Regions from separate parts of the Homo sapiens genome. Here region 1 is linked to region 2. The links are chromatin contacts, found by Hi-C or POLR2A ChIA-PET in ENCODE. All regions are on one chromosome and are shown on one strand. The core of a region is the stretch at or near the end of the contact, and the rest is flanking DNA. Distances in the headings are between cores, read along the strand shown. Region 1 holds the start of CDC42EP2 (CDC42 effector protein 2). Region 2 holds the start of EHD1 (EH domain containing 1).

What was found. Hi-C counts contacts between places; a loop is a spot of excess contacts on that map. ChIA-PET counts read pairs that join two places held with the same protein, here RNA polymerase II (POLR2A). Pooled maps may share reads with other maps.
Region 1: a loop to region 2 is called in a pooled map, with 3 times the contacts of the local background. The contact joins the promoter of CDC42EP2 here to the promoter of EHD1 in region 2. A Hi-C loop is called at or near these places in 2 of 50 pooled maps. POLR2A ChIA-PET finds 5 or more read pairs at or near these places in 3 of 52 experiments (A673, AG04450 and HepG2).

Annotation. Positions count from the first base shown.
Region 1 is chr11:65,312,917-65,316,210 of GRCh38, reverse strand. It overlaps CDC42EP2 (CDC42 effector protein 2), which reads right to left and starts at 1,345. Exons shown (of 2, transcript NM_006779.4): 1 at 1,257-1,345. It overlaps LOC105369344 (a long non-coding RNA gene), which reads left to right and starts at 1,522. Exons shown (of 3, transcript XR_007062727.1): 1 at 1,522-2,440. RefSeq lists silencers at 388-547, 718-847, 1,308-1,687.
Region 2 is chr11:64,877,103-64,880,130 of GRCh38, reverse strand. It overlaps EHD1 (EH domain containing 1), which reads left to right and starts at 1,510. Exons shown (of 5, transcript NM_006795.4): 1 at 1,510-2,070. The coding sequence starts at 1,667. MIR10392 (microRNA 10392) reads left to right here and starts at 1,522; the gene lies at 1,522-1,608. RefSeq lists silencers at 1,124-1,683, 1,704-1,753, 2,604-2,673 and enhancers at 2,834-2,933, 2,597-3,028.

The DNA.
Region 1 (3,294 bases), core at 96-2,595, 440 kb before region 2:
TAGGCCACCTCACACCCCCTCTTCTCCTAAATCAGGAGACTGTCCTTAAATCCAGCTCCACCTGGGACTTCCTCAGTAACCTTCAGCAAGACGCCTCTCCTCTCTGGGTCTCACCTTTCCCATCTATAAAATGGGCTGACAACGAAGCCACCACTAAAGGGCCACTGGAGATCCCACTGCAATATTGCAGGTGAGAGCGCCAATGTACAATAGCGGGGTTCAGCGGGTCACTGTAGGTTTTATCATTCATTCAGCAAATATCTACAAGGCCTTCCTTCCTCAAGCACTTCGATTCTCCGGGGCCAGTGCTTTGAACAATAGCAAAAACGAAGGGCTCCTGACCCCAGGCGTCCACCTCCTCCCGCCCTCCTAGACCTCGAGGATGCAGAGACCCTCTAGCGGCCGCTGGGTCTCCCGGGGTCCCGGTGCCTCCGGAGAGGTGCCCGGCTCCGCGGCCGCCAGGTGGCGCGCGTGCTCCCTTGATCGCCTCGTGTCCCGGAGGACTCCGAGAGCGCACCGGGGTCTCCAGCGCCCCTCCCCCGGGCTCCAGGCAGGCGGTCCCCAAGGAGCTGCGCGTTCAAGTACCAGATGGGGATTACCTGCGAGATCTTTTTGCTTCGGGGTTTCTGGTCCCACAATCGGGGAAAAAGGGGGCGATTGGGGACCCTGCCCTAGTCTCCAAGCTCTGGGAGGAGCCTCCCCCCTGTGCTTTCCGGCCTGGGCGATGTCCTAGTGTCCGCTCGGCACAGGGCCAGAGCTCGGGCGTGCGGGCCCCCGCCCCTCCCACGGGTCCGGCTCCTTAGCTCCGGCTCGGGTTCCTGCGCCGACCCCTCCCCACTCCTACCCGGGCGGAGCCCAGCCCAGCCCGGATCCGTTTCAGGACATTCGCGGCCGCAGCTAAAGATAGGAGAACAACTCACTATCGGCTAAAAATACGGCCCCCAGCCCCGGTGGGGATGCTGGGCGGCGGGGCACCCCTGGGTCTCGGGAGGGGGGCGGGGGCCCGGACACAAAATGGAGGGCAGAACGGGGAATTCGGGGTCGGGATGCGTTGCGCCCCCACGGACCGTGGCGGGCACGGGCGAGGCTGCGGGAACCCAGATGCGGGTGGGAAGCCCCATGGAGCCCTAGGAGCCCTCGAAAGGAACTGAGTGAGGTGAGAGGCAGAGCCAGGGCGCGAGCTGGGGCGGGGCGCCACAGAGATGGGCCTCTCGGGGGACCCCCGCGAAGCTGCGAAAATCCCAGCCCGAACTCACCGTGAGGCGCGCAGACGGCAGACCGGCGGACAGCAAGGTCTCAGGAGCTGGACAGCGCGGCGGCCGGACCCGACCGGCGGTGAACTTACAGAGTGCACCGCGGACCCCGCAGCCCCGCCCCGGCCCGCGGAGCCAATGCCGGGGCCGCGCCAGCCAAGCCCCTCCCCATCCCCGCCCAGGCCCCGCCCCACTCCGGGCACCGCCCGGGGCTCCCGGCGTGGGAGGTGCCGCTCCCGGGTCCAGCGGTCGCGCGCGCCCTGGAGTCCTGTCCTGGTTCTGGCGGCTGAGGGCCGGGTGGCGCAGGCGGCCTCCGGCTGTGCCCATGGGAACTAAAACCTTCGGTTCTAGAAGAGCCGGGGGAGAGGCTCCGGGAAGACCGAATTCTTCAGAAATCGCAGAGAGACCTTGGACCGGATCCTTCCCTGCAGGGCTGCGTCGGGGAAGCGCCGGCACAAGTATATTCAGCGACTTCCTTGGAAGCGCCTACGTTAGAATACTACAAACTTACAAGCTAGTTGATCAGTTTACCTCCCACTAGAAAAGACAGTATGGGAAGGCAGAGGCCGCGTGGCCTGGACCCCCGTCTTTGCTGTCAGGCTTCCAGAGTGAAGGTGGGGCTCATATTCAGACTAGTTCCTGGTCCATTCATTCTTTCAGTCAGTCAGTCAGTCATTCCTACAGGGCCAGAAACTTTTTTTTTTTTTGAGACAGAGTTTCGCTCTTGTTGCCCAGACTGCTCACCGCAACCTCCGTCTCCTGGGTTCAAGAGATTCTCCTGCCTCAGCCTCCCGAGTAGCTGGGATTACAGGCATGTGCCAGCACACCTGGCTAATTTTTGTATTCTTAGTAGAGACGGAGTTTCTCCATGTTGGCCAGGCTGGTCTCGAATTCCCGACCTCAAGTGATCTGCCCGCCTCGGCCTCCCGAAGTGCTGCAATTACAGGCGTGAGCCACCGCGCCCGGCCCAGAAACATGTTTTGAAGGGCAGGCACCGCACAGGGTGCTGGAGACAGACTGAAGGAAACTGCACCTCTCAGTGACTCAAGAGAGATTTGTTGAGTATCTACCAAGTGCCTAGCGCTGTTCTTGTCCCTGGGGATTCAGCCTCTGGATTGGGACCTGCAGCCCAGAGAAGGGAAATGGGGGAAATCCAAGTTCCCAGGTACATCATGATACCCTTCCAGGTGGGTAAGTGCTAAGAAGAGTGGGGCAGAGGAAGTGGTGGGTAGTGACGGGGTGGACAGACCTCACTTTCTAGAGGATGACAGCTATGCCAGCTCAGTGTGACCAGGATGGTTGGCTTCAATGCTGTCAGTGTGGGAAGGGCTTTTAGGGAGGCAGAGCCGGGAAGACCTCAGTGGGGGAGGCAGGATGCTGGGGGTGGGGGAAGATGCCAGACAAGCTGGGAGGTCCGGATGGGAAGAAGGGGATCATGGTAGGTAAAATAACAGCCCCCCTAAATATGTTCACATCTAGCCAGGTGCTGTGGCTCATGCCTATAATCCCAGCACTTTGGGAGGCCAAGGTGGGAGGATTGCTTGGGTCCAGGAGTTTGACACTGACACCAGCCTGAGCAACATAGTGAGACCCTGTTTCTACAACAAATAAATTAGCCGGACATGGTGGCTCAAGCCTGTAGTCCCAGGTACTCTGGAGGCTTAGGTAGGAGAATTGCTTGAACCTGGGAGGTTAAGGCTGCAGTGAGCTGTGATCACGCCACTGCACTCCAGCCTGGGCAATAGAGCAAAAACCCATGTAAAAAAAAAAAAAGAAAAGAAAAAAAGCCCACATCCGAACCTGTGTAATCTATGAATATGTTTTGTTACATGAGAAATGGAAATGAAAATTGCCAATGAGGGCTGGGCGCCGTGGCTCATGCCTGTAATCCCAGCACTTTGGGAGGTCAAGGCAGGTGGATCACGAGGTCAGGAGATCGAGACCATCCTGGCTAATATGGTGAAATCCCGTCTCTACTAAAAATACAAAAAAAAAAAAAAATTAGCCGAGCATGGTGGCAGGCACCTGCAGTCCCAGCTAC
Region 2 (3,028 bases), core at 261-2,760:
TAAGGGGCGTAAGATTGCAGGCAGGGTTGGAATTACTTATCCGCTCTCCAATGGTTAGGGAGCAAGAGGGGAGGGCAAGGGAACTATCTATTCCCTCGGAAGGGATCTTACAAGCGGTAGGCGAACAAACCTCCCATCGTGTCCTCTCTAGATTCCACCACTCAGTTCCCCTGAGATATCCCCCGTTCTCAGATTTGAGTTCCTGCCTCTTCCTCTTAGCCTACCAGCCCAAGTTATCCCCTGATACAGGCCCCTAGCCCTCCAGGCTTCCACATCTCCCAGAAGCGAGGAAGTTGGACCTGAGGCTTTCAAAGTCGCAGGTTCAATTCAGATCTCTTTAAGAGCCCCCAGGGTCCTGCTACCACAGGTTGGTGTCTTGATACTGGTTACATAACAATCAGTCCCCAAAGCTCTGACATCACCCACTGAAGATTCTCACCAGCCTGGACAGCCAAAGGGGTCTGTGTGTGGCCGGGGAGGATGGCGGGGGAGTGAGCCCCATGGAACAGCCAGGAACTGGTAAGGGGAGGTAGGGCACAGATCCCAGTAAATGATGGTAAATGGTGGTGACCCCGAGAGGAAAGTGGAAGTATTTGGGTTTTTAAACTTCCCCCTAAATTCCCACAAGATTTCATTGTTGCCCCCACACTTCCCCTCTTCCCCACATAGGGAATTTCCGATTTCACTTCCCAATACGCAAGTGGCCAGAGAGCCTCAACTTCCTCCTCATGCCCTCCCTGCCTTGCCCCAGCTATAGCCTTTGTGGGGAAGCCTTCTCTTCTCCCGCGCGAGTCCGGTGTCACCCATGTCCTCCCTCGCTTGCGTCCCTCTCCCATTCCCACCCCGTCGGCCTGAGGGGAGGTCAGGCCTCTCGCTGCCCATTTTTCTTTCCCCAGTCACCAGCCCGCCCCGGATTCTCTACTCCCTCAGCTTGCTCTGCTACCACTTTCCTGTCTCTCCCTCTCCCAAAGCAGATAAAAGATGAGGGGACAAAGACAGTGTGTGTCTGGGAAGCTGGGCTGAGAGGAGGAGGTGCCGCCGCCTGGGGGTACTCCGATGCTTCCGGGGATTCCGAGCCAGCTGGAGGACCGCACGTGGCGAACGGCGGGCGCGGCGCGTAGTCAGGGAACCAGGGTGCCTGACTGGGTGTCTCGTGGAGCCATCCCGCGGGGGTGTGGGGGGGCCACGGTGCCGGAAGGCGCGCGGCCCAGAGGCCGTCTCCGCCGAACGCCCGCTCCTCGCCTTCCTAACCGCAGCACTTTCGCGAGCCTCCCTACGAGGGGCGGGGCGAAACAGGTGCGGTTGCCACGGCACCCGGACCACAGCCTCGCGAGATTTGGAATCAGCCAATGGGGGCGGGGTAGGGGAAGACGTGGCACCAGTCGGAGGGGCGGGGCTGGGAGGGGCTCCTCCCTACCGCCCCCAATTCCGCCCTGCCCCCGCCGCGGCGGCGCTAGCCGCCACTGAGGGACCGACCCTATAAAGGCCGCTCCGCGAGGGGTGCGCAGCATTCGGCAGAGGGCGCTTCGACGGGCTGGGCTGTGCGCCTGCGCAGTGTGGGTCGCTCCCGATTCCCTGCCCCGGCCGGCCCCGCCTCGGCTCCGCACCCTCGCCCCGCTCTCAGCCGCCGCTCTGCCCCGCAGCAGCCAGCCCCGTGTCCGGCAGTATGTTCAGCTGGGTCAGCAAGGATGCCCGCCGCAAGAAGGAGCCGGAGCTCTTCCAGACGGTGGCTGAGGGGCTGCGGCAGCTGTACGCGCAGAAGCTGCTACCCCTGGAGGAGCACTACCGCTTCCACGAGTTCCACTCGCCCGCGCTGGAGGACGCTGACTTCGACAACAAGCCTATGGTGCTCCTCGTGGGGCAGTACAGCACGGGCAAGACCACCTTCATCCGACACCTGATCGAGCAGGACTTCCCGGGGATGCGCATCGGGCCCGAGCCCACCACCGACTCCTTCATCGCCGTCATGCACGGCCCCACTGAGGGCGTGGTGCCGGGCAACGCGCTCGTGGTGGACCCGCGGCGCCCCTTCCGCAAGCTCAACGCGTTTGGCAACGCTTTCCTCAACAGGTACCCACCCATCACTCCAGGGGGCGGGGGGCGCGTCCGGGGCACACCCCTCACTCGGAGCCTGACCCTCCCGTGGCTGTCGCCCCGCCGTCCTTTGTCTCCGAGGCCCCAGTGAGACCCTCAGTGACCACTCCCTGGTCCAAGGGCCCTGCCCCTTCCCAGAGTAAACCCACTGGGGGTCTAAGAGTGGGCGTTGTCGGCTCCCCCAGCTTCTGTCCTCCCCAGAATCTTCCAGGGTAACCACCAAGCCCTCCTGCAGATCCCAGCCCCACTCCCCTCAGCAGCAGGGCCGCAGTAGGAAGCTGAGCCATTCCTGCGCTCCTTTTCTTGGTCTCCACCTCCGTCCCGCAGGCTGGATGCACCTAATTCACGGAAATCAACCCTCCCCTCCCTGTCTTCTTAAGTGTCAATAGCAAAACACAATGAAACTTTTAGCCATTCCCTTCTCTGGTGCGGTGTGGGTCTGCTCTGCCTCCCCTGGGACGGTGGTTTTGTGTAGGAGGGAGGAGGAGGATCGGCTGTGGCTTGCTGACTTTGGGGCAGCCCCTTGGAGGCAGGGGACAGTTGAGGTTCGAACACTTCTCCCAATGGCAGCTCTCAAGAGGTCAGTGCTGCCCTGAGGGGTTTCAGGAAGCAGGATGAGGTGGTGGCAGTGGGAGCCCTGCAATGAGATTCTGGCCCTAAGCCCTTCTGTGCACTGAGGGACAGAATCTGAGGTTCCTTCACCCACTTGGACCTCACTTTTCCAGTTAAGTGGCCTCTGCACGCGAGGAGAGTGAGCTCCAGGACTCTGCCTGTCTCAGTGCTGTGAATGAAACACAGTGCTCCCGCCCCTCAAGGAGTGCAATGCCCAAGCTCACTTTTCTCCAGAGAAACTCGAGACATGCCCGTCCCAACCCCCAGGCGACATACCAAAGTACTTCACAGACCCTGTCCTCCCTGCCACCCCACGTTCACG